Regions from separate parts of the Homo sapiens genome. Here region 2 is linked to region 1. A link is an interaction called in ENCODE POLR2A ChIA-PET data of the cell type or tissue named here. Cell type or tissue: HepG2. All regions are shown on one strand. Each heading gives the region's core, and the rest is flanking DNA. Links, peaks and the distances in the headings are about the cores only. Region 1 overlaps CMC2 (C-X9-C motif containing 2). Region 2 has its middle 24 kb from the start of ARLNC1.

What was found. Peaks named below come from ENCODE experiments on the same cell type or tissue, not always from the same donor. Only the 100,000 strongest peaks of a DNase experiment are listed, where the experiment ranks them.
Region 2: POLR2A ChIA-PET joins it to region 1 with 6 read pairs; 2 of 35 experiments call an interaction of 5 or more read pairs at or near these places.

Annotation. Positions count from the first base shown.
Region 1 is chr16:80,986,047-80,997,755 of GRCh38, reverse strand. CMC2 (C-X9-C motif containing 2) reads left to right here. Exons shown (of 4, transcript NM_020188.5): 2 at 327-442. The coding sequence starts at 362. Among named protein-coding and RNA genes, the nearest start is that of CMC2, 15 kb to the left of the region's middle. In HepG2, for the core only: no CTCF peak of the experiment used is centred there; DNase peaks (open chromatin) are centred at 215, 4,285, 5,795 and 6,657; H3K4me3 peaks cover 1,247 bases.
Region 2 is chr16:80,910,844-80,922,552 of GRCh38, reverse strand. No RefSeq gene overlaps it. Among named protein-coding and RNA genes, the nearest start is that of ARLNC1, 24 kb to the right of the region's middle. In HepG2, for the core only: no CTCF peak of the experiment used is centred there; a DNase peak (open chromatin) is centred at 7,942; H3K4me3 peaks cover 525 bases.

The DNA.
Region 1 (11,709 bases), core at 28-8,027:
TGTGGCGAAAATATTTGAAGTCAGGCTTATTAATATAAGCAAGCTGTTTCTGCTTTAGTGCTTATTTCCGGGATTGGGTCTCTTGAGGCTTCCTGCTTTTCTCCTGAACCTGTAGGTTCTCTAAATACTACTGATAACTTGCTGAATATCTTAAATCATTGAATTAGAAAGCTTTGTCTCAAGTTTAATAATTTGCCTGAGGTCACACAGCTGGTTAATGGTTAACATACTTCTCTGATAAAGGTCACTAGAGGTTCTTATGAAGATACTTTTAGGTGGCGTAACAAATGTGTTTATGCATATTCAAGACACTCTTGTATCCACAGGTTGCACTGCTGTGATCCATCCTCATCTCCTAAAGATGCATCCTGACTTATCTCCACACTTGCACACTGAAGAATGCAACGTCTTGATTAACTTGCTTAAGGAATGTCACAAAAATGTAAGAGTTCAGAAAAACGACTGTACAGCCAAAATGAAACTTAGTTATAACCCACTGATGTAAAATGTTATCTCCGTTGATAGAAGGAAACGATAATGTCTTAGTAAGGAGTCTGAGTTTAGTCAAGATTAGCAGTTGATATGTGCGATTTTTTTCTTTTTTTTACACAAACTACCTCCTTTTATGATTAGTAAAAATCAGACATGGTAGTTTGTTAGGGAACGTCTGAACTGGTATGTAACAGTTGGAATCCATGTTCTTACAATAAAATGCTTTCTCTTTCCTAATTATAGGGCACTAGAACAGTTATATTCAGCGCTGACACTTCTGATTATAATGGAATTATTCTAAAAGTATCTGCTCTTTGATGGCTACCATTCTGTGTTTAATGGTAATAGAAACGTGTTATATAATTAGACATTAACTAGATTTATGATTGGCTTAATCTGATGTGTTTAGTTGTTAGTGGAATGGAAGTAAAATTACATGGTTAAAACCAAAATAGAAAAGGAGCCCATCCATATTTGGAATACATTAAATCAAGCTGACATTTTTATAGCTGTTGAATATTTAGCTTTTCCTTATATGTTTGATATATGACACCGTTGTTACAAGAAGCATTTGTTTTTTCTTTAGCTTTGCATAGTTTTTCTCATGATGTCTACAAACTGTAGATATATCAAATTATAATAATATAAAGTATCACTTAAATGAGTAAAATTTATAGACCAAAAGTAAGGTGGTAAGTAGTGCTTATAAAATGTGAAGTCAGATATTTTTACTGGTTCAAAGAATGTTGTTGATGACAATATTTTTTGGGCTATTTCACTATACATATAGATCAAATGAGCCAGACTACATCAATAAAACATAACGTTTTGATTTTTAAAGTAAAAACTATATAAAATATTCACTGTTTAAAGAACAAGAACTAATTATTTGTGTTAAAGTAGAATATTTCAATTTGTATATGGTCAGTTATAGTCAGAGACAGAAAAGGGGAGAGGGTCTGGCAACAGAGAGGCACAGCGGAGAGAAAGAGACTCTGTGGAATAACATTTCAGTCTTGTTATTGAGGATTTTGCCAGTATAGCCCTTTAGATTTATGTTGTGCTTTTTGTAATACTAGACATAAATAAGGATATTATCGCATCATATTTATTTCCATGGTTAATCAAATTAAGGGGCAGAGTTTTTCAACCCTTGCTTTTAAGTAATCTTTGTTTTATGTTTATATTTGTATATTGCTTTTTGGTCCATGACTGTTTTTAAATTGAAATCTATTTAAACGTTGTTGTTTTTTTTTTCTTTCAAATGGATTTCTTATAATAAAGGTGGCTTCTTGAATCACTGGAACTAAAGATGGATTTTAAAAAATTAACTTTATTGAGGTGTAATTTACATGTAAGGAAATGCATCTATTTTAAGTATACAGTTTGATGAGTTTTGTCATATATAGATACCCATGCAACCACCATCACAGTCAAGATCTAAAACATTTCTATCAGTTTCCTGTGCCCCTTTGCAGTGAGTCCCCAACCCTTAACTTACGTCTTGCCCAGGTAACCACTGCACTACTTTTTGTTGATATAGATGAATTTTGCAGTTCTAGAATTTGTTAGAAATTTACACTACATCGTATATTCTTTTTGTTTTTGAGATGGAGTCTCACTCTGTCACCCAACCTAGAGTGTAGTGGCGCGATCTTGGCTCACTGCAACCTCCGCCTCCCAGGTTCAAGTGTTTCTCCTGTCTCAGTTTGCCTAGTAGCTGGGATTACAGGCGTGCGCCACCAGGCCTGGCTAATTTTTTTTATCTTTAGTAGAGACGGAGTTTCACCATGTTGGGCAGGCTGGTCTCGAACTCCTGACCTCAGGTGATCCTCCCGCCTCGGCCTCCCAAAGTGCTGGGATTACAGGCATGAGCCACTGCACCTGGCCTACATTGTATATTCCTATATTTTGCACCATGATATGTTTTTGAGGGTCATAACATGCTGTTGCACATGTCATTAGTTCATTTATTTTTATTTCTGAGTAGTAGTTCATTGTATGGATATGCCACAGTTTATTTACCTATTAATGGACATTTAGGCAAATAAACAGTTTGCAGCTGTGCTATTTTGGATAAAGCTGCTATGAACATTCATGCACAAGTCATTTGTTTTTGAGACAGAGTCTCGCTCTGTCACCCAGGCTGGAGTGCAGGGGCCCAATCTTGGCTCACTGCAACCTCTGCCTCCCAGGTTCAAGCAATTCTCCTGCCTCAGCCTCTTGAGGAGCTGGGATTACAGGTGTGTGTCACCACACCTGGCTCATTTTTGTATATTTAGTAGAGACGGGGTTTCATTATGTTGGTCAGGCTGGTCTCGAACTCCTGATCTCAGGTGATCCACCTGCCATGGCCCCCCAAAGTGCTGGGATTACAGGCATGAGCCACCGCACCCAGCCATCATGTGCAAGTCTTTGTGTAAACATCATTTTATTTCTCTTGGGTAAATACCTAGGAATGGAATGACTAGGTCATGTGTTAAGTGTATATGTACCTTCATAAAAGGCCACCAAACTGTTTTCCATTTTATACTACTCTACATTCCTACCACTGTCCATCACCACTGCCTAATATTATAAACTTTTTAAGTTCAGCCATTGTGTGGATATGTAGTAGTATCTCCTTTTGGTTTTAAATTGTATTTCCCTGATGACTAATGATTTTGACATGCTTTTCATGTGCTTCTTTGGCCATTCATATAAAATTTTTTGCCTGTATTTTAAAATTGGATTGTTTTATGACTGAGTTATAAGCATTCTTTTTATCATTTGGGATACAAATCCTTTGATAAGTGTATTGTGAATATTTTCTCTGTGGCTTTTTTTTTTTTACTTCCTTTAGGATGTGTTTCAAAGAGTAGCTTGTACATTTGATGAAGTCTTTTTTTTTTCTTTCATGGTTTGTGCTTTTTGTGTCTTAAGGATCTTTGTGTATTCTGTGGTCACAAAGATACTCCTGTATTTTCTTTTAGTTCTATCGTATTAGCTTTACATTGGTCTATGATTCGTTTCAAGTTAATTTCATTTTTTTCTTTTGATATTTGTGTATTCTTATCTGAGATTTCAAGTTAATTTTTGTGTATAGTATGAGGTGTGAGTTGAAGTTGATTTTCTTTGCCTGTGGGTAGCCAGTTGTCTCAACACCATATGTTGAAGAGACTGTTCTATCCCTGCTGATTTACCATGGTCCCTTTGTCAAAAATCAATTTACCATATGTGAGTGGGTCTATTTCTGGGCTCTCTAGTCTGTTTCACTGATTTATATGTCTCTTCTTAACACCAGTACCATGCTGTCTTAATTACTGTTGCCTTGTAGTAAGTCTCAGTCATATAGTATAAATCCTCCAATTTTGTTCTTTTTTCAAAGTTGTTTTGGCTATTCTAAGTACTTTCATTTCCATATTAATTTTAGAATCAGCTTGTCATTTTCTACAAAAAACTTGTTTACTGGTTTTTTGTTTTTTGAGGCTGAACATTGTTGATGACTTGGATTTTATCTTTTGTATCAGCAGGCAGTTCGTGTTTTTACATATTTTTAGGGCATAGCTGGCATAGTCTTTACTCTAGAGTTAGCTTAGCCCAATTACTAAATTAGGATTCTTTACTGATTGACTTGCATATTCAATGAGATCTCTACTTTGGCTTATAAGGACTCCATTGACTCCCAGCCCTGTGTGAGCTCTGCGTTTTTCAGCTTGTAGCTGCTGTAATTGTTCTTCGTAGTGACTATGGCATTGTGAAAGTCACCCAATACATGTGTAGTGAATACTCAGTCAGTGACTCAAGGCAGCTCCATGTAGATTTCTGGAGTTCTTTTGCTGCTTATCTCTACCTCACAAATTCCGGCTGCCCCAGCCTGCCCGAATTCCTCTGACGTTTGCCTCCTCTGCTCGGTGAAACTACCATTCTCCTCTTGAGTTCTGTTCTCTGCTACATGGTTTGGAAATTGTCTGTGGGTAGAAAGCTAGGTGAATGTAGGGTTCACTTTGTTTTGTTTTTTTCTTTCAGTTATCACAGTCCTGTAGTCTGTTGTCCCAATATCTGAAAATAGTTGTTTTATATATTCAGTTTGTTCTTTCATGGCTAGAAGCAGAAGTCTGGAAAATAGATTTTTAAGTAAATAGCATGGGGACAATTACATAGCTGTTTGGAAAAAGTTAGAATACCATACATATGAATCAACTAATGGGGCAGACATCTAAATGTCAAAAATGAAACGATACAAACACTAAGAAACCTGGATAAATTCTTATATAACCTAGGTGTGGGGAAAGTGTGCCTAAGTAAGGACCCTGAATTCCAGAGACAATAAAATCAAAGATTGATAAAGGATCGTTTGAGGCCTGGAGTTCCAGACCAGCTTGGGCAACATAGCAAGATCCTGTCTCTACAAAAAATAAAAATAAAAGTGGCCGGGCATGGCACATGCCTGTAGTCCTAGCTACTTGGAAGGTTGAGGTAGTAGGATCACTTACCCAGTTGTTTGAGGCTGCAGTACAACACATCAGCCTGTGTGACAAAGTGAGACCCTGTCTTTACACAAAAAAAAAAAAAAAAAGGAGGGGGAATAAGAGGCCAAAAATCAGAGAGAAAAATGAGCAAAAGCATGAGAGACAATTTAAAAAAAAAAGAAAAGATGGCCTTTAAACATGAGAAGATGTTCAACCTCAATAATTAGAGAAATACAAATTAAATATACTGAACATACCATTACTTATCTGCAGGGGGGCCAAATTAAACAGTGTGACAGCGCATTCTGTTGGCAACACTGTATACCCTCATACATTTCTGATGGGACTGCAAATTGTTATAATCTTTATAGAGAGGAATTTGCTGCCTTGTAGCAAAACTGCCGTATATTTGCTTTTTAATCCATCAGTCCCACTTATAGGAATTTATCTTAAAAGTATAACTCTAACAGTATGAAAAAATGTATGCATAGAGTTATTTACTGCAGTGTTGTTTGCACTTGGAAAATGTTGGGAACACACTTTCCCAACGTAAAGTAGTTGAACGACCTATGGTGCATCCACACAATGGAGCACTATACAGCTGTTTTGTAATTTTTATTTTTAAATAGACTTTGTTTTTTTAGAACAGTTTTAGATTTACAGAGAAATTGTGAATGCAGTACAGGGAGTTCCCATATACCTCACATCTAGTGTCCCTTATTATTAACATCTTACATTGATAAGGTGTTTGTTACAGTTAATAAACCAATATTGATACATGATCGTTATTTAAAGTCCATGCTTACTCAGATTGCTTCAGGTTAGTGTTTACCTAATGTCTTTTCTCTGTTACAGGATTCCGTCCAGGATACACATTACACTTAGTTCTTGTCACTCTTTAGGCTCCTGTTATCTGTGACATTTTCTTTGTTTTTGATGACCCGAAAAGGTTTGAGGCATAATGGCCAGGTATTTGGTAGAATGCTCCTCTGTTTGAATTTGTCTTGTTTTCCTCATAATTGGATTGGGATCATGTGTTTTCGGATGAAGACCACAGAGGTAAAGTACATTTTCATCAAGGCTGCATACTACAACATAATTTATCACTGTTAATGTTGACGTTGATCACCTGGCTGAGATACGTGTTAGGTTTCTGTACCTTTTTTTTTTTTGGAGACAGGGTCCACTATGTCTTCCAGGCTGGAGTGCAGTAGTGTCATTTTGGCTTACTGCAGCTTCAACCTCCTGGGCCTGGGTGATCCTCTCATCTCACCCTCCCGAGTAGCTGGGACTACAGGCCACGTCACCATGCTCGAATAATTTTTTGTATTTGTATATTTGTAGAGAACGGGTTTTCGCCATGTTGCTCAGGCTGGTCTTGAACTCCTGGGCTCAAGCAATCTGTCTGCCTTAGCCTACCAAAGTGCTGGTATTACAGATGTGAGCTATTGCACGTGGCTAGGTTTCTCTGCTTTGAAGTTACTCTTTTTCTCCCTTTTCATAACTCTTTGGAAGGAAGTCACTGTGTGCAGCCTACACGTAAGGACTGGGAAGTTACCCTGTTCCTCCAAGGTGGTGGAGTATCTACATAATCTTGTGGAATTCTGTTCTGGAGAGTTGCCTGTTCTCCCCCATTTATTTACTTATGTCAGTATGGACTCATGTATATTTACTTTATACCTTGGGTTATAATCCAATACTACTTTGTTTTGTTGCTCAAATTGTTCCAGCTTTGGCCACTGAGAGTCTTTCAGTTGGCAGTGCAGCTGTTAAAAAAAAAAAAAAAAGCCAGGCTTGGTGGCTCAGTCCTGTAATCCCAGCACTTTGGGAGTCTGAGGCGGGAGGATTGCTTGAGCCCAGGAGTTCAAGACCTACATGGGCAACATAGTGAGACACCTGTTTCTAGAAAAAATTAAAAAAAATTATGTCACTAGATGACACATGCCTGTAGTCCCAGCTCCTCAGGAGGCTGAGGTTGAGGTGGGAGGATCACTTGAGCCTGGGAGGTCAAGGCTGCAGTAAGTCATGATTGTGCCACTGCATTCCAGCCTGGGTGACAGAGTAAGACCCTGCCTCTGAAAAGAAGAAAAAAAAATTTCTTTGAACCAACATGTAATGACTTCCAGGATATATTTCGTGAAGAAGTCAAAGGACAAAACAGTATTTATAGTATCCTAGCGTTTGTATAAAAAAGGAGGAGAAGATAGCAAAACATATTTGTATCTCTTCATTTGTGCAAAAAGAAACAAGATAACCAGAAGCTAATGAGATTGATTACGTTCTGAGAGGTTGGTAGGAGCAAAGCAGAGAGAGTGGAGGAGTGACACTTTTACAAAATCTTTTGGCCGGTGGCGGTGGCTCATGCCTGTAATCCCAGCACTTTGGGAGGCCATGGCGGGCAGATCACTTGAGTCCAGGAGTTTGAGACCAGCCTGGCCAACATCACAAAACTTCATCTCTACCAAAAATAAAAAATTAGCTGTGCGTGGTGGCGGACCCCTGTAATCCCAGCTACTCAGGAGGCTGAGGCAGGAGAATCACTTGAACCTGGGAGACAGAGGTTGCAGTGAGCTGAGACTGTGTCACTGGACGCTAGCCTGGGTGACAGAGTGAGACTGTGTCTCAAAAAACAACAGAAAAAAATTATATGTTTTGTATAATTCATGCTGTTTGAACTTTGTTAATGTTTCATATACTCAAAAAAAGGGGAGGGAATGAAAAAAAGGATGAGCAGAGTTGGGAAGAAAACTCAAAAATGGAATACAAGCAAAACCAAACAAACTTACTTGAAATGAGTCATCTAATTACACTAAAGAAAAAAATGAACTAACCCAAGTAATTTGAACGTAGGCTAAAGACAAAGTAGAGCTGTTGTTAGTAGTATGGATTTTGCAGCAGTGTGGATTGGCAGTTCTGACACTGGCTTCTATGTATTCTGTGTATTCCAAGACTGAGCAAATAAGTAAACATATTGTAGACGAAAAGAGACAGGTTTCTTACTGTCATAAATATAGAAGTGGAAAGACTAGGATGTATCCTGTGATGTTGGATTGGAATTAGAGGTATCAGTGTGAACTCATGGTTTTCAATATATATAAGATGTAGAATAGATAATGTGTGTCTATGTTTGTTTCATGTATATATTCAATATATGTTTTCCTGTAGCAATGAGCATACGTAACGCCCAGATTTTGTTTTTTAAATACCGCTCTTCCGTAAACAGAAACAGGGATCCTTGGAGAAATGACTGATTGTAGGGCTAGGGCTGGGAAAGAACAAGAAGAACCTGCAACATCTTGTACCAGAAAGTATGACATTTATCAAAGAATGATAGGGACTGTTAAAAGGACAGGGGCTAGCTTGAAGGGATTCCCACTGGCCAAAAATGGGGCAGAGCATCAAAGTAATGAAAATAATATAATCAATTGAATAAGGATCCATGAGTCCAAACTCATATAAATATATAAATGGATGAGAAGGGAAAGTTTCCCTTACAGTAGAATGCCAACTAAAATATAAGAGGAGTGCTAGAATTAGAAAATCACTTTTTGTTAACTGTTGTAGTAGTAATTGATTTAGTCAGTAATCATTAATAGATCCTCATACTAGTGGGTGAAAAGTTTGAGGAAATAATTGGATAGTTAAATGGTCTCAAAGTGTGTCCCCATAATAATTAGAGAGGAAAAACGAATACGGTGTAGAAACTTGGCAGGTAGCTTCTTACCTAGGTAATAAAAGTTAACATCAATAATGGGACAAATTGCCATGTGCCTCTTGATGTGATACACTGAAGACACAACATCACTTCTAGGGTATTCCTGCCAAAAAGTCACGACCTGAATCGAGTTGTGAAGAAACACCAGACAAACCCACGTGGGGGAGCATTTTGCAAAATAACTGGCCTGTACTCTTTAAAATGTTAAGGTAATGAAAGAAAAAAGAGACAAGCTGTTTCAAATAAAGATTAAAGATAAGAAAAATATTGTTTAGAGTTGGAAAAAAAAAAGACTAAAAAGACGTGACAACTAAATGCAATGGCAATCCTGGATCGGGAAAAAAAACCCACCCAACTTTTTTTGCCTTTTGCATGAATGATATTATTAGGCAAATTGGTGAAATTTGAATAAGGTCTATAAATTAGATACTAGTGTTAATGTTAATTTCCTAATTTTGGTAATCGTATGGAGACTTAAATTTAAGTCCTTGTTTTTTTTAGGAAACGTGCATCATATCTGCAACTTACTCGGTTCAGAAGAAAAGCTCGGGTGTATATGTAAGAGCTAGAAGGATAAAGCAAATTTGGTGAAATGTTACTATTTGGAAATTCTTTGTACTGTTCTTGGAACTTTTCTTCAAGTTTGAAATTGACAAATGTTTTTAAAGACATCTGCTGTCATCAAGAAATACTTTACCTAACTGATCTTTCTGAAGACTTGCACTTTTTAAGTGTTAAATTGAGCCCAGGAGTTTGAGTGTATAGTGAGCTATGATGTCACTCCGGCACTTCAGCCTGGGCAACGGAGTGAGACCATGTCTCTCAACAGCAACACCACCACCACTTAGTGACTTAAAACAACCATAATTCTGCAGGTCTATATCTGGGGGGGAAAAGTTAATTAAAAGTTTATCGGGAGGATGTCTCACTCTGTCACCCAGGCTCGAGTGCGGTGGCACAATCAAAGTTCACAGCAGCCTTGAACTCCTGGGCTCAAGTGATCCTTCTGCCTCATCCTCCTGAGCAGATGGGAGTACAGGTGTGTGCCATCATGCCTGGCTAATTCAATTTTTTTTTTTTTTCCTCCTAGAGACAGGCTCTCCTGTGTTGCCCAGGCTCATCTCAAACTCCTGGCTTCAAGCTGTCCTCCTACCTTGGCCTCCCAAAGTGCTGGGATTACAGGCATGAGCCACTGTGCCTGGCCTGATCCCAGTTATTTAATTAATAAATCGAGTGAATTATATTACCTAAGATGTCTTCTAGCCCTGAGTTTGTGTAATTCTGTTTTAGTCTTTTTTGTTGATTAGTCTTCCTGAATACCCCTGTCTGTGCTGGAATGCTGCAGTGCTCTCCAACCTGCTTGAAGTGCATGAGTGTTTTATCTCCAAATAGCCTACCTTGCTGTGCTTTTATCATTCTTTCCGTGCTTTTATAGTTCTGCTGTGATCTTTGCAGGCAAGTGTTATTTCCACAGCTTTCAGGTGTCTGTGGGTGGCTTCTGATCTACTGGCCTATTTTGCCTAAATTTGTCAGCAAGACTTAGATATTCTTTGCATCTGAAGGTAAAATACAGAATTTAGAACAGCTTATTTCGTCAAAGCTACTTGGAAATCCTTGTGTATTTTTTCTGATTTATAAAAGTAATATGTAAATAATACATATCATTTTAGATAGTGTTAAAAAAGTAGGAAAGTATAAAGCAAACAAAAATTACCTTTTGTTCAACCATCCAGAGATAAACTCACTAAGTACTGGGTTTTTCCACCATTTAAAAATTTTTGTATTTTCCCTTTTTCTCTTCTTCTTATTAGCATTTTGAAATGCCCACTTTTTTTCCATCGTGAGAAAATAAATACATAAGATTCCTTCCCATAATCCCAGCCTTCTGGTATCTTGTGTTAGCGTCCCTTTCAGAGCTATTGAAAGAATACTGCTTTCTTCTTTCAGGTTGGCTTCTACCCTCACTAGGGTCCCAAAACTTTCAAGATCACTAATGACTGCACTACTGGCAAATTTGGTGGATGTTTTCAGTAGTTACCTCACTTTTCTCCCAGCAGCAATTGATTCCCTCTCAAAACACTCTTCCACAGGCTTCTACCATAACTTTCTCTTCCCTGGTTTTCCTTAAGTTTTTTTGGCCACTCTTCAGGATACCCTAGGCTACACCTTCCTGCAAAAAATCATTCGCTTTCCTGGTTTCAGTAACTCCCAAATCTGTATCTCTGGCTCAGATTTTCTCTGAGTTCCAGGTTTATCTCAGCTAGATAGTGGACTTAACTGTTCCACCAATAAACTCAACATGTCCAGATACAAATTTATCTTATCTCTTTTTAAAACTTCCACTGTCATTCTTGGCTGAAAGCCAGTGTCATCTTTAATTCCTCCATCTGCCTCACCTCTTCCTGTGAGTCCTTACCAGGGCTGTGTGTTCTCTGCCGAATCTCTCTTGAACCATTGTTCTCCTTTGCCAGTGCCACTGCCATAGTCCATGGCAACACTTTTATTGGGGCCACCTGTAAAGGACTTCTATCTGGTCTCCTGGCGGTTTTGTTTTCTTTTTTGTTTAAATCAATTTTCCACCCTGGATTTAGAGTGATCTTTCAAAAATAAGTTTAATCATTGTTACCTTTTTTTTTTTCTTTTGAGACGGAGTTTCACTCTGTCGCCCAGGCTGGAGTGCAGTGGTACAATCTCAGCTCACTGTAGCTGTTAGGAATCTGCATTTTATTTATTTATTTAGTTAGTTTTGAGGCAGAGTTTCTCTCTGTCGCCCAGGCTGGAGTGTAGTGGCATGATCTTGGCTCACTACAACTTCCGTCTCTCCGGTTCAAGCGATTCTCCTGCCTCAGCCTCACGAGTAGCTGGGATTACAGGTACCAGGCCATTATGCCTGGCTAATTTTTGTATTTTTAGTAGAGATGGGGTTTCACCATGTTAGCCCAGGCTGGCCTCAAACTCCTGACCTCAGGTGATCCGCCCGCCTGGGCCTCCCAAAGTGCTGGAATTACAGGCATGAGCCACCGCACCTGGCTCATTGTCACCTTTTTAATA
Region 2 (11,709 bases), core at 1,980-9,979, 77 kb after region 1:
GCATTCACAACCACCTGGATGGGATTGGAGATCATTATTCTAAGTGAAGTAACTCAGGAATGGAAAATCAAACATCGTAGGTTATCACTTATAAGTGGAAACTAAACTATGAGGATACAAAGACATAAGAATGATACAATGGACTTTGGAGACTCGGGGGGAAGGGTGGAAAGGTGATGAGGGATAAAAGACTACAAATTGAGTTCAGTGTGTATTGCTTGGGTGATGGGTGCATCAAAATCTCAGAAATTGGCCAGGCGTGGTAGCTCATGCCTGTAATCCCAGCACTTTGGGAGGCCAAGGCATGTGGATCACCTGAGGTCAGGAGTTTGAGACCAACCTCGCCAACATGGTGAAATCCCATTTCTACTAAAAATACAAAAATATTAGCCAGGCATGGTGGTGCATGCCTGTAATCCCAGCTACTCAGGAGGCTGAGGCTGGAGAATTGCTTGAACCTGGGAGGCAGAGGTTGCAGTGAGCCAAGATCGCTCCACCGCACTCCAGTCTGGGCAAGAAGAGCAAAAACTCCGTCTCAAAAAAAAAAAAAAATCTCAGAAATCACTACTAAAGAACTTCCTCATGTAACCAAATACCATCTGTTCCCCAATAACCTGTGGAAATAAAAAATAAAAAATTAAGTGTCTGCTATCTGACTGCCCAGAGTCAGTTCTCAGGAGGGATTCAAAAGAAGAGACCAAGAGATTCTGATATGATGCTGCCGGGTTCCCTCTAGTAGCTTGGAAATAAACTGAACTGAGAGATTTTAGTTCTCAGTGGGGTCTTCAGGGACCCTGGGCCTGAGCAAGGGAGAGCGATGTCATAGATGATCTGTGGTTCTTAAAGTATGGCCCTCGGACCTGCAGCCTTACCTGGAAACCTGTTAGAGATGCAGATTCTCTCCCCTCTCCTACTCAGTGCTGAATCAGGGGTCCCAGCAACCTGTGGTTTGACAAGCCCTCTGGGTAGTTCTGAAGGTTGAGAACCACTTGTATATATCGTTGCAAAAACAGGGCCTCAGTGGCCTTCTGCTCTCTTCAATATTTGTTGTCCCCTAATAGCTGTGCTGTAGGATCTGGAGTCCAATCTGGGTGTGAATGCAAGTTTGAATACACAAGTAGTTAATTTCCCTGAGCCTCAGTTTTCTTATTTGTAATATGGGGATAAATAATACCTGCGGTACAAGTTTATTATAGTTAAGTTAAAATTAAATGAGATAATGTATATGAAGTTCCTGGAACACAGTAGGTACTCAATACCTTCCTTTGCCTCCTGCCTCCCTCCTCTATTAGCCCAGACTTTTGTTCTTGTTATGAGCAACAGAAAGTCAATTCACAGTAACTTAAGAAAAAATTAAAACGTTATGGGTTCAGGGAATTCCGGGAAGACCTGTCCATCCTTGCTGCCTCGAATTTCTCTCGCCCCACTTATTCTTGAACCGCCCCTCACCAGGTTTTTATACCTCTACTCCACTGAAACTTCACTTCTCCAGGTTTACAGTGACCTCCTTGTGACTAAATCCAATGGTCCTTTCTCAGTCTCTATCTGGCATGTGCTGTCAGTAGCGTTTGGCACAGTTTATCACTTTCTTCTTTTTTTTTTTTGAGATGGAGTCTGGCTCTGTCACCCAGGCTGGAGTGCAATGGCGTGATCTTGGCTCACTGCAACCTCCGTCTCGCGGGTTCAAGCGATTCTCCTGCCTCAGCCTCCTGAGGAGCTGGGACTACAGGCGCGTGCCACCACGCCCAGCTGATTTTTGTATTTTTAGTAGAGATGGGGTTTCACCATTTGGCCAGGATGGTTTTGATCTCTTGACCTCATGATCCACCCACTTCGGCCTCCCAAAGTGCTGGGATTACAGGCGTGAGCCACCGCCCCCAGCCATCACTTTCTTCTTGACAAGCTTTCTTCTCTTGGCTTCCAGGACACCCTCCTCTCCTGGTCCTCCCATTTCTGAGTCTTCTTGATCTCTGTCGTTCTGGAGCTCTCTAAAGGTTCAAGTCCCCCAGATCCCATTTTGTGGCCCTCTTCTTTTTCTTCCTTTTTTTTTTTTTTTTTTTTTTTTTTTGAGGCGAGTCTCATTCTGTCTCCCAGGCTGGAGTGCAATGGCATGATCTTGGCTTACTGCAACCTCTGCCTCCTGGGTTCCAGTGATTCTCCCGCCTCAGCCTCCTGAGTAGCTGGGATTACAGGTGTGTACCACCACGCCCAGCTCATTTTTTGTATTTTTAGTACAGACAGGGTTTCACCCTGTTGCCCAGGGTGGTCTCGAACTCCTGACCTCAAGTGATCCACCCACCTCGGCCTCCCAAAATGCTGGGATTACAGGCATGAGCCACCATACCCGGCCCCTCTTCTCTTTTCCATCCACACTCTCTTCCTAGATGATCTCATCTAACTTCATGTTTTAATCCCATCCATGTGCTGACAGCTTCCAAATTTATATCTCCAGCTGGGACCTCTTTTTTGAATTCTACTCTAGAATATCCAACTGCCTTTGCAGCGTCTCCACTTAGATATCTAATAGCTCTGTCAAACGTAGCATGTCCCAAACGGAGCTTCCAATCGCGCCTGTGCACACCAGAACCCGCTCCATCACAGTTTTCCCATCTCAATTAATGGCAGCTCCATGTTAATGTAACTCAGGCCCAAATCGCTGGCTTCAGGCTTGTTGCCTCTTTTTCTCTCATATTGTACGTCCAGTTGGCAGCAAGTCTTGTTGGTTCTGCTTTCAGGATCTATCTGGAGTCTAATTCAATGGTAGCGGTCTCCATCATCTCTCACCTAGATTTTTGTAGTGGCTTCTTCAGTGCCTGTGCCCGCTACAGGTAATCTCTATACAGCATTCAGGGCAATCATGTTAAAATACAAATCAGATGATCTGACTCTTATGCCCCCAGATCCTCCAGTACATGTTCCCCCCACCCGTTGCCTCTCTGTGTTAGTTTCTCAGGACCAATGTCGCAAATGACCACCAACTCATGGCTTAAAACAACAGAATTCTATTCTTTTCCAGTTGTGGAAGCTAGGTGTCTGAAAGCAAGATGTCATGCTCCCCGTTGGAAGTCTGAGAAACGATCCCATGCCTCCGATGGTGGCCAGCCATCCTTGAATGATCTCATGCCTCCGATGGTGGCCAGACATCCTTGGCATTCCTTGGGTTGTGGCATCATCACTCCGATCTCTGCCTGCATTCTCACATGGCCTTCTCCTCCATGTGTGTGTCTCTACACAGACTTCTTATAGGGGCACCAGTCTTTGGACTTAGCACCCACCCTACTCCAGTATGAAAGGAAAAAACTCTTGGGGCCCCCAAATCACTAAGCTAAAGGGAAAAGTCAAGCTGGGAACTGCTCAGGGAAAACCTGCCTCCCATTCTATTCAAAGTCACCCGTTTGCTCACTGAGATAAATGCATATCTGATGGCCTGCTTTGGAGAGGCTAATCAGAAACTCAAAGAAATGCAGCCGTTTGTCTCTTATGTACCTATGAACTGGAAGCCCCCTCCCTGCTTTGAGTTGTCCTGCTTTTCCAGACTGAACCAATGTTCATCTTACATATGTTGATTGATGTCTCTTGTCTCCCTAAATTGTATAAAACCAAACTGTGCTGACTACCTTGGGCACATGTTATCAAAACTTCCTGAGGCTGTGTCACAGGTGTGCGTCCTCAACCTTGGCAAAATAAGCTTTCTGAATTAACTGAGAGCTATCTCAGATATTCAGGGTTCACAGCAATATGACCCCATCTTGACTAATTACATCTGCAATGACCTTATTTCCAAATAAGGTCATATTCTGAGGATCTAGCAGACATGAATTTTGGGGAGACATTAGTGCACCCAGCCTACTCTCTAACCTCATGTCCTGGTCCTCTGCCTTCCTTCTCCTTCCTGCTTCAGCCACCGTATCCGGATCACTGCCGTTTAGACATGCCAGGCTAGGTCTCAGGGTCTTTGCATTTTCCATTCCCATTGCCTGGAAGGCTCCCGCAGACACCCACATGACCCACTCAAGTCTTTTCTAAAATGTTACCTTCTCAATGAAACCTTCCCTGGCCACCCAATCTAAAATTTTAACACCTCCCATCAAATTGCATATTCTTCTTTTCAGTATTATTTGTCCCTCTGTAGCACTGATCACTTTCTGACTTACTATACATTTTACAAAAAAGAATGTGTTGAAAACATTTTGAATTAATCAACTCAGTAGAATCTAGGAGTGGGCTACTTTGGTTATTGAAATTATGTCATTTAAATCTAAATGTAAGCACTCTTTGTTTCTTTCTGTTGGCTTCCTTTTCATGTAGGCTCTTCTCTTATTTTGGTCTGATGACCACCAGAAACTCTAGGTTTATATCTTACCAGCTTGACGAGAATCTTAATCAGCTATTACCATAATAATGCTGCATAACAAAACACCTCAAAACTCAATGGCTTACAACAAGAAGCGCTGATTTTTATTTTATTTTCTTTTTTCTTTCTTTTTTAGAGATGAGGTCTCACAGTGTTGCCTAGGCTGGTCTCAAACTCCCGGGCTCAACTGATCCTCCCATCTTAACCTTCCAAAGAGCTGGGATTACAGGTGTGAGCCAGCGCACCTGGCTGAGCATTTATTTTTCTATTTCACAGTTCTGCTGCTTGGCTGAGACAGCTCTGCTCCTGATAGGGGATTGGCTGGGCTTGGCTCTAGGGCTGCAGTTTGGAATCAGGTCTGCTCCATATGTCTCTATATTTCCATGGCATCTGCATCTGTCCATGGACTCTTCTGCTCATGGCACATGGTGGGAACTCAAGAATGCCAGTGGAAACATGGGATGCCTCTCAATAGTTTGACTAGGAATCATGCACTGTCATTTCTGACTACATCCCAATGGCCAAAATAAGTCACTTGGGGTGGGGAAACAAACCCCAGCTACCCGCATGCACTGCAAGGTCACATGCAGGAGAGAGTGAAGGATTTAGAACACTCATCTAATATCCAATAGTAAGCTTGGCAGAAAGAAAGAAATTCTTGTCCATTAGTTCCTGAGAAGGTCTTGGGCTGATTCTCATTTGACTGAACTGCTTCACTCAATCCCTGGGACTTGGGGCAGAAACAGAAATGATTAGACTTGCGCCATGCGCTCACTCACATAGAGATGGGCAGCGGGGTGGGTGGGGTAGGGAGGTTACCCTTTTCCAAGGCCCTGGATTGAGAATTAGAAAGAGATGTCCTTCCAAAGGAAATTTGGGGTTGTTCTTACCAATTTGGGGTTGTTTGGGTGCTGTGCAAAGAAAATCACAAGTCTTTAACCCTGGAGTATTGCCTCCTAAAGATAGATACCTGTCCGAATCCCCCAAACCTGCAAATATGTTATCCTACATGGCAAGGAGAAATTAAGGTTGCAGATGGAATTAAGGTTGCTAGTTACTAACCTTAAGATGGGAGAGTAACCTGGATTATCCAGGTGTACCCAATGTAATCACAGGTGTTCTAAAAAATGGAAGAGGGGCCGGGCACCGTGGCTCACGTCTGTAATACCAGCACTTTGGGAGGCCGAGGCGAGCAGAACACGAGGTCAGGAGATCGAGACCATCCTGGCGAACACAGTGAAACCCCATCTCTACTAAAAATACAAAAACAATTAGCTGGGCGTGGTGGCAGTTGCCTGTAGTCCCAGCTACTAGTAAGGCTGAGGCAGGAGAATGGCGTGAACCCGGAGGCGGAGCTTGCAGTGAGCTAAGATGGTGCCACTGCACTCCAGCCTGGGTGACAGAGCGAGACTGTGTCTCAAAAAAAAAAAAAAAAAAAAAAAAGGAAGGTGGGGCAGTGACAGTCATGAAGATAGAAGCCTGGAGGCATCTGGCAAGTGGTAGGCCTGGGAAGCAGAAACATTACATGGCATGGAACAGGCACTGTGGCACTTGGCTTGGGAGTCTGAAACTAGTACCTTGCCTAGGAATATGACGAAAGGAAAATCCAAGGGCTACCTCAAACGGACATGTCCCATTCTTTGCATGGGAAGTGGGTCATCGTGGCAGGGCTGGACGCTGTAGGGGAGAATACGCTTCCTTGCTTTTCCCAGCTTTTGAAGGCTGCCCACATTTCCTTGGCTCATGGCCTCTTTTTACCTTCAAAGTCAGCAACAAAGCATCTCTGTAACCCTGCTTCTGTTTTCATGTTTCTCTCATTGCCTCCTTCCTTTTTTTTGTTTTTGAGATGGAGTCTCTCTCTGTAGCCCAGGCTCGACTGCAGTGGCTCGATCTCGGCTCACTGCAACGTCCGCCTCCCGGGTTCAAGCAATTCTCTGCCTCACCCTCCTCCTGAGTAGCTGGGATTGTAGGTGGCTGCCACCACACCCGGCTAATTTTTGTATTTTTAGTAGAGATGGAGTTTCACCATCTTGGCCAGGCTGGTCTTCAGCTCCTGACCTCATGCGATCCACCCGCCTCGGCCTCCCAAAGTGCTGGGATTACAGGCGTGAGTCACCGTGCCTTGCCAGGAACAGTGTTTTAAAGTGTTCTTGGCCGGGCACGGTGGTGGGCAAGAGGAAGGAATGGGGTGCTGGAAGGAACCTCATGTAAGCTGGGGTTAAAGGGCAGATAGAGAAGAGGTGTGTTCATAGAGGAAGTAGCCACACCCAAATCTGTCTTGGCAGGGAGGGAGCATAGGAGGCCATCTCTCTCCTTCTACCCTGTGGTCACCTGCATGTGCTTCCTGTTGGTTGAACCCAACTAACAACAGAAGGGTAATTTGGAAGAGAGAATAATGACCAAATACCCATAACCTGTGACTGTGTTACCTTACATGGTAAAAGGGGCTTTGCAAATGTAATTGAATTCAGTTCTTGAGATGAGGGGATTAAACTAGATTATCTGGGTGGTCCCAGTGTAATCACAAGGGCTCTTGTAAGAGAAAGAAGAAATCACGAGAGGAAGGATGAGAGGTGCTGATGTGACAATGGAAGTAGCCAAGGGCCAAGGACTGTCAGTGGCCTCTAGAAGCTGGAAGAGGCAAGGAATGTATTCTGCCCAGGAGATTCTCCCCAGGAACCTCTAAAAGGGGCCAGACCTGCTAATATGTTAATTTTAGACTCATAAGTTCATGCTAAATCATAAGACTCATTTTGGATATTTGGCCTCCAGAACTTTAGGAATAAATCAGTGTTGTTTTAAGCCACTAAGTTTGTGGTCATTTGTTACAGCAGGCACAGGACACTAATTTAATAAGGGAGTCCTGTGATGTGGTCCATAGGGTTGGCTTCTGGTGTCACATGGAAGGGCGGAGAATGGAGTGGGAAAGCAGACAGAATAAGAACAAGTGTCAACATTCGGAAGTCAGGAGCTCTCTCTGGAAAGCCACAATCCTTCTGCCCATGGTTAGTGTGAAGCACAAAGGGACTAGTGGATGAGGAAGTCGCTTTGAAGTGCAAATGATTATTATGGGGATGTACATGATTTTGGTATAGTGCCAAAGACCCCCTGCACCTGTCTATAGTGGAATGGCAGGAGTCTCTGATTTTTGTTTGGGCTTCAACTCTTACCCCCATTTCCAGGCCAGGTGTTTGGCTGAGGCCCCGTCTCTCTTCCTCCAGTGACGGGCATGAGACCTAGAACTGCACTAATCAGCATTGCCCTATCCTGGCCAAATGATTGGTTGAAGGATGAGCATATGACCCAAGTTGGTCAAATCAGAGTGAAACCCAGGACTTGCCCAGGAGCTACCCGGAAGAGAATTTCTCTCTTTTTATGCAGGACTCGAACCTGGGAAAATGTGAGGGAAAATCTTTCTGAGCTGTAGCCAACACAAGGAGAAGAAAAAGGCAGAGAAAAGCCAGTGACATTGTTCAAGTTCCATAATCTGGCCACACCTCTGTCTGCCATAGCTCTGATCTTTTCTGTTTTATGTCAATGAGTCACTTTTTTGCTTAACCATTTTGAGTGAAGACCTTTGCTCGGGACCCACCCGGCCTCTTGCTTGGTCTCTTTGTATCTCATTGTGCATTGAACATTTGCTCGCCTGTGGTTTCAACACCCGTGCAATTTATCAAAGAGGACCGTAGACACAGGTGACAGACAGGTCATTAATGACAGGTTTTCTGAGTGGCAAAAACTGTCCCCAAAATAGGATGCTTTGTGTTCTTCCATTTGAAATGGCTTCACCATCAAGTCACGCAGGGAGGTTTTGGCCCTTACATTTGTAGGGGCGTAACATTGCAACAAAGACCCAAGAATCAATTTCCCTTTTTTGGAGTGAGTAAATATAGAACTAGCCATTTCCAGAAAGCAATGTGCTAGATAGATGTACTCTCATAAGAGGGTGATTTTCCTTATAATTATACCAAACTAACTATCATTTTATAGTCTTTATTGTTTGCAAAAATTTGTACATACATTATCTGATCAAATCAACCCAAGTTAAAACCACCGCAAGAGGTGTGTATCATAATCCCCATTTTATAGATCTGGAAATCGAAACTCCACTCTATGAGGTTAAAATAGGTCACCCATGTTCTCTAGTTAATGAGGGTAAGAGACAGAATTGGAATTTGGGTCTCTGTGATTTCAAAATTCCATGTAGTTCACATCATACCACACTGGCAGAATGAGAAAGTTTGTGGCAGTGTTAAGTCGAATTGGCTCAGAGTCCACTTTATGGCTCAGAGTCCACTTTATACTCTTTGCCGCCAAGCCCATCTCCATGGCTTCCTTGGACCATTGGAAAAGGGCCATGGAAACATCAGAGTGTCTCTAATAGAAAGTAGTGTCAGAAGTTAAGAGGTTACCAACTTGGTCTTCTTCCCTCATCTTTCACTGCATCATGAGACGAACATGCCTTGGCTGGACAGGTAGTCCAAGGAAGAAGATGAGAGATATGTGACGCAGATGTGCCTCAGTAGAGCCCAACCGATATCAGCCAAACTCTAGCTGACTTGTAGACATATGAATGATAATAAATGATTGTTATTTTAAGCCACTGAGTTTTGGAGTGTTCAGGTGATTTGTTACACAGCAATAGCTGACTGATACAATCCTCAATGAAAATGATTCCCACTGGGCATAGCCATTTCTGCTGGTGTGTTGTGGTTTGTGGTCAACTGTGAGTGTGACTGTCCTTTTTCCTGACCATCACTTTTGGTCATGTGGGACTGCTTATGCCCAATTTCTCAAATCGTCTTTTTTGTACATAGCTCCTTCAACTTCTGGCCATTAGCCATTCTTCCATGCAAGCTGAAAACTGACTTCTAACGCTAGGCAAGCAGACAGTCACCATGGCAACCCCTCCATCCACCTGCTCTTTTCCATCTCCAAACTCCAAATCCTACCATCTGCTTTTACCAACAAATCACATCAAATAAAAACAAAAAGATTAAAGCCTGCTTGTATTGATAGGCATGCAAACTCATGCAAACACCTGACTGTAGGCAGCAGTAGCCTATCCAGTTTGTCAAACATCCAGGTTCTGGGTGACAGTTCAGGTCTTGGAGAAGCAGGAAGAGCCAGGATGAGCCTTCAATACCTGTGAAAGGAGAGTTGAAAAGGAAGGGGAATTGGGCAGAAAGAGCCTCAGACCACAGCACACGTTTAAGAACATTTTTTTCCAGGTTGATAAGGAGGTAAAGTTACCCTTAGAGGAGTCCCAAATCCTCAAGAAGGGGTTGGCACTGTACTGTGCTGTGCTCAGTCACTGGGTGGAGTAAGCTTGGTAGAAGCACAGCCTCAGGGTGAACATGAGCCAACTTTGTTCCTTCAGCAGGAGATCTGGGTGATGCCTTTCTGTGGCCACTATACTCTAAATCCCAGGTTGGCCCTCAACCGATATGCCTTGAATAGAGAAATGTGTTTAAATAAAGGGTTGAGAGAATGGGGCGTGGGGGAGGTGGAGAAATTTGACCTCTCCATGGAGAGGTCGGCTTTTCTAGAACATATTCCTACAGAGCAGACACGGAATACCTGTCTTAGAGACAGGGACCCAAGACTAGTTGCCTTTCTTTGTCTAAATCGGGAATAGTACCTAGATGTCCTTGGAGTGGGTGGCAGGATTTGTGGTTGTTGAACAACATGTTGCTGACTGTCAAAGGTTACATGGTAGCAAAACAAGAGCATAGGAATCATTTCTGCAGGTTCCCCTTTAGAGCAAAGGAGGAGGTGTACAAAGTCCTCAAGATCTGCCTCTGTAGCCAGACTCCAGGTGTAGAGAGTTAGTTTAGGGTCATTTAACCAACTTAACTTAACAAATAATAATTGCACACTTGTGCTCAGACTGCACCAGGGGGATGTTCCAGATAGCCCCCATCTGCCTGTTCAGACCCCTCTTTGCTCTGTACCCGTCTCCATCTTGCTCTGGCTGCAGAGGCTGAATTGTATGGAAAGCATCAGGCTCCAGTACCCCCTGGCTTATGGTTGGGATTGGCCAATGGTGACAAGTAGTGGGAGGGGAGGTCTCCCAGCAGAAGATGGGAAGGAGGAAGGAAAGTGGGCTCAGGCAACTTCCGCTCTGGCTCTTTCTCTTTGACTACATGATTGGCAATCAGGATTTTTCTCAGGGGGCTGATTCTTTACAGCTGTCTCTCTTGTGACTTCCTTAACTGACCCCTCCTATGGTAGTAAGTACTGGTTATTGCCCCTACACCCACTCCTTTGTGTAACTAAACCCTCCTGTACTTACTCAACCGATTCAGGTGTGCCATCAGTCTCCGGCGAGACCTGGGAGTGATAAAGGAGCAATAATATAACAGACATGGCCTGTCTGGGGATGATAGACATTGTCTTAGTCTTCTCAGGCTTAAACAACATACCATAGACTGGGTAGCTTATTTCTCACAGTTCTGAAGACTGGGACCGTCAAGCTCAAGGTGCTGGCCAATTTGGTTCCTGGCGAGGTCTCTTTTCCTGGTTTGTAGATGGCCACCTTCTTGCTGTATCTTTACATAGTGGAGAGAGATTGAGAATGAGCAAATTCTGTGTTGTCTCTTCTTTTTTTTTTTTTGAGATGGAGTCTTGCTCTGTCACCCAGGCTGGAATGCAGTGGCGCGATCTTGGCTCACTGCAAGCTCTGCCTCCCAGGTTCACGCCATTCTCCTGCCTCAGCCTCCCGAGTAGCTGGTACTACAGGTGACTGCCACCACGCCCGGCTAATTTTTTTAATTTTTTTAGTGGAGACGGGGTTTCACCATGTTAGCCAGGATGGTCTCGATCTCTTGACCTCATTATCCGCCTGCCTCGGCCTCCCAAAGTGCTGGGATTACAGGCGTGAGCCACCACGCCCGGCTGTCTCTTCTTATAAGGGCACTAATTTTATCATGAGGATACCCTCCACCCATGACCTCATATGTACCTAATTATCTCCCAAAGGCCTCATCTCCAAATAATATCACATTGGGGGTTGGAGATTCAGCATATGAATTTTGGGGGTATACAATTTAGCCCATAGCAGACATCAAACACATTATTCCATAAACATTTTAAATTATAATACAATAAAGTCTACAATGGAAAAGTACTTGGTGCTCCTTGTCTGGGATCAGATGCAGTCAGAAAAGGCTCCCGGAGAGGTGCCATATTTCACGTGCTCTCTGGTAGGCACCAAAGGAATGTGCCAGGCACAGAAAGACCTGAGGTGGGAAGGAGTTTGGGGTGTTCTAGGAACCTAAGAAGGCTGTGGGTGGCGGTTGGAAGAGTGGCAGAGAGGAGGCTCAGGAGGCAGGTGGGGCCATGGGGGACCTTAT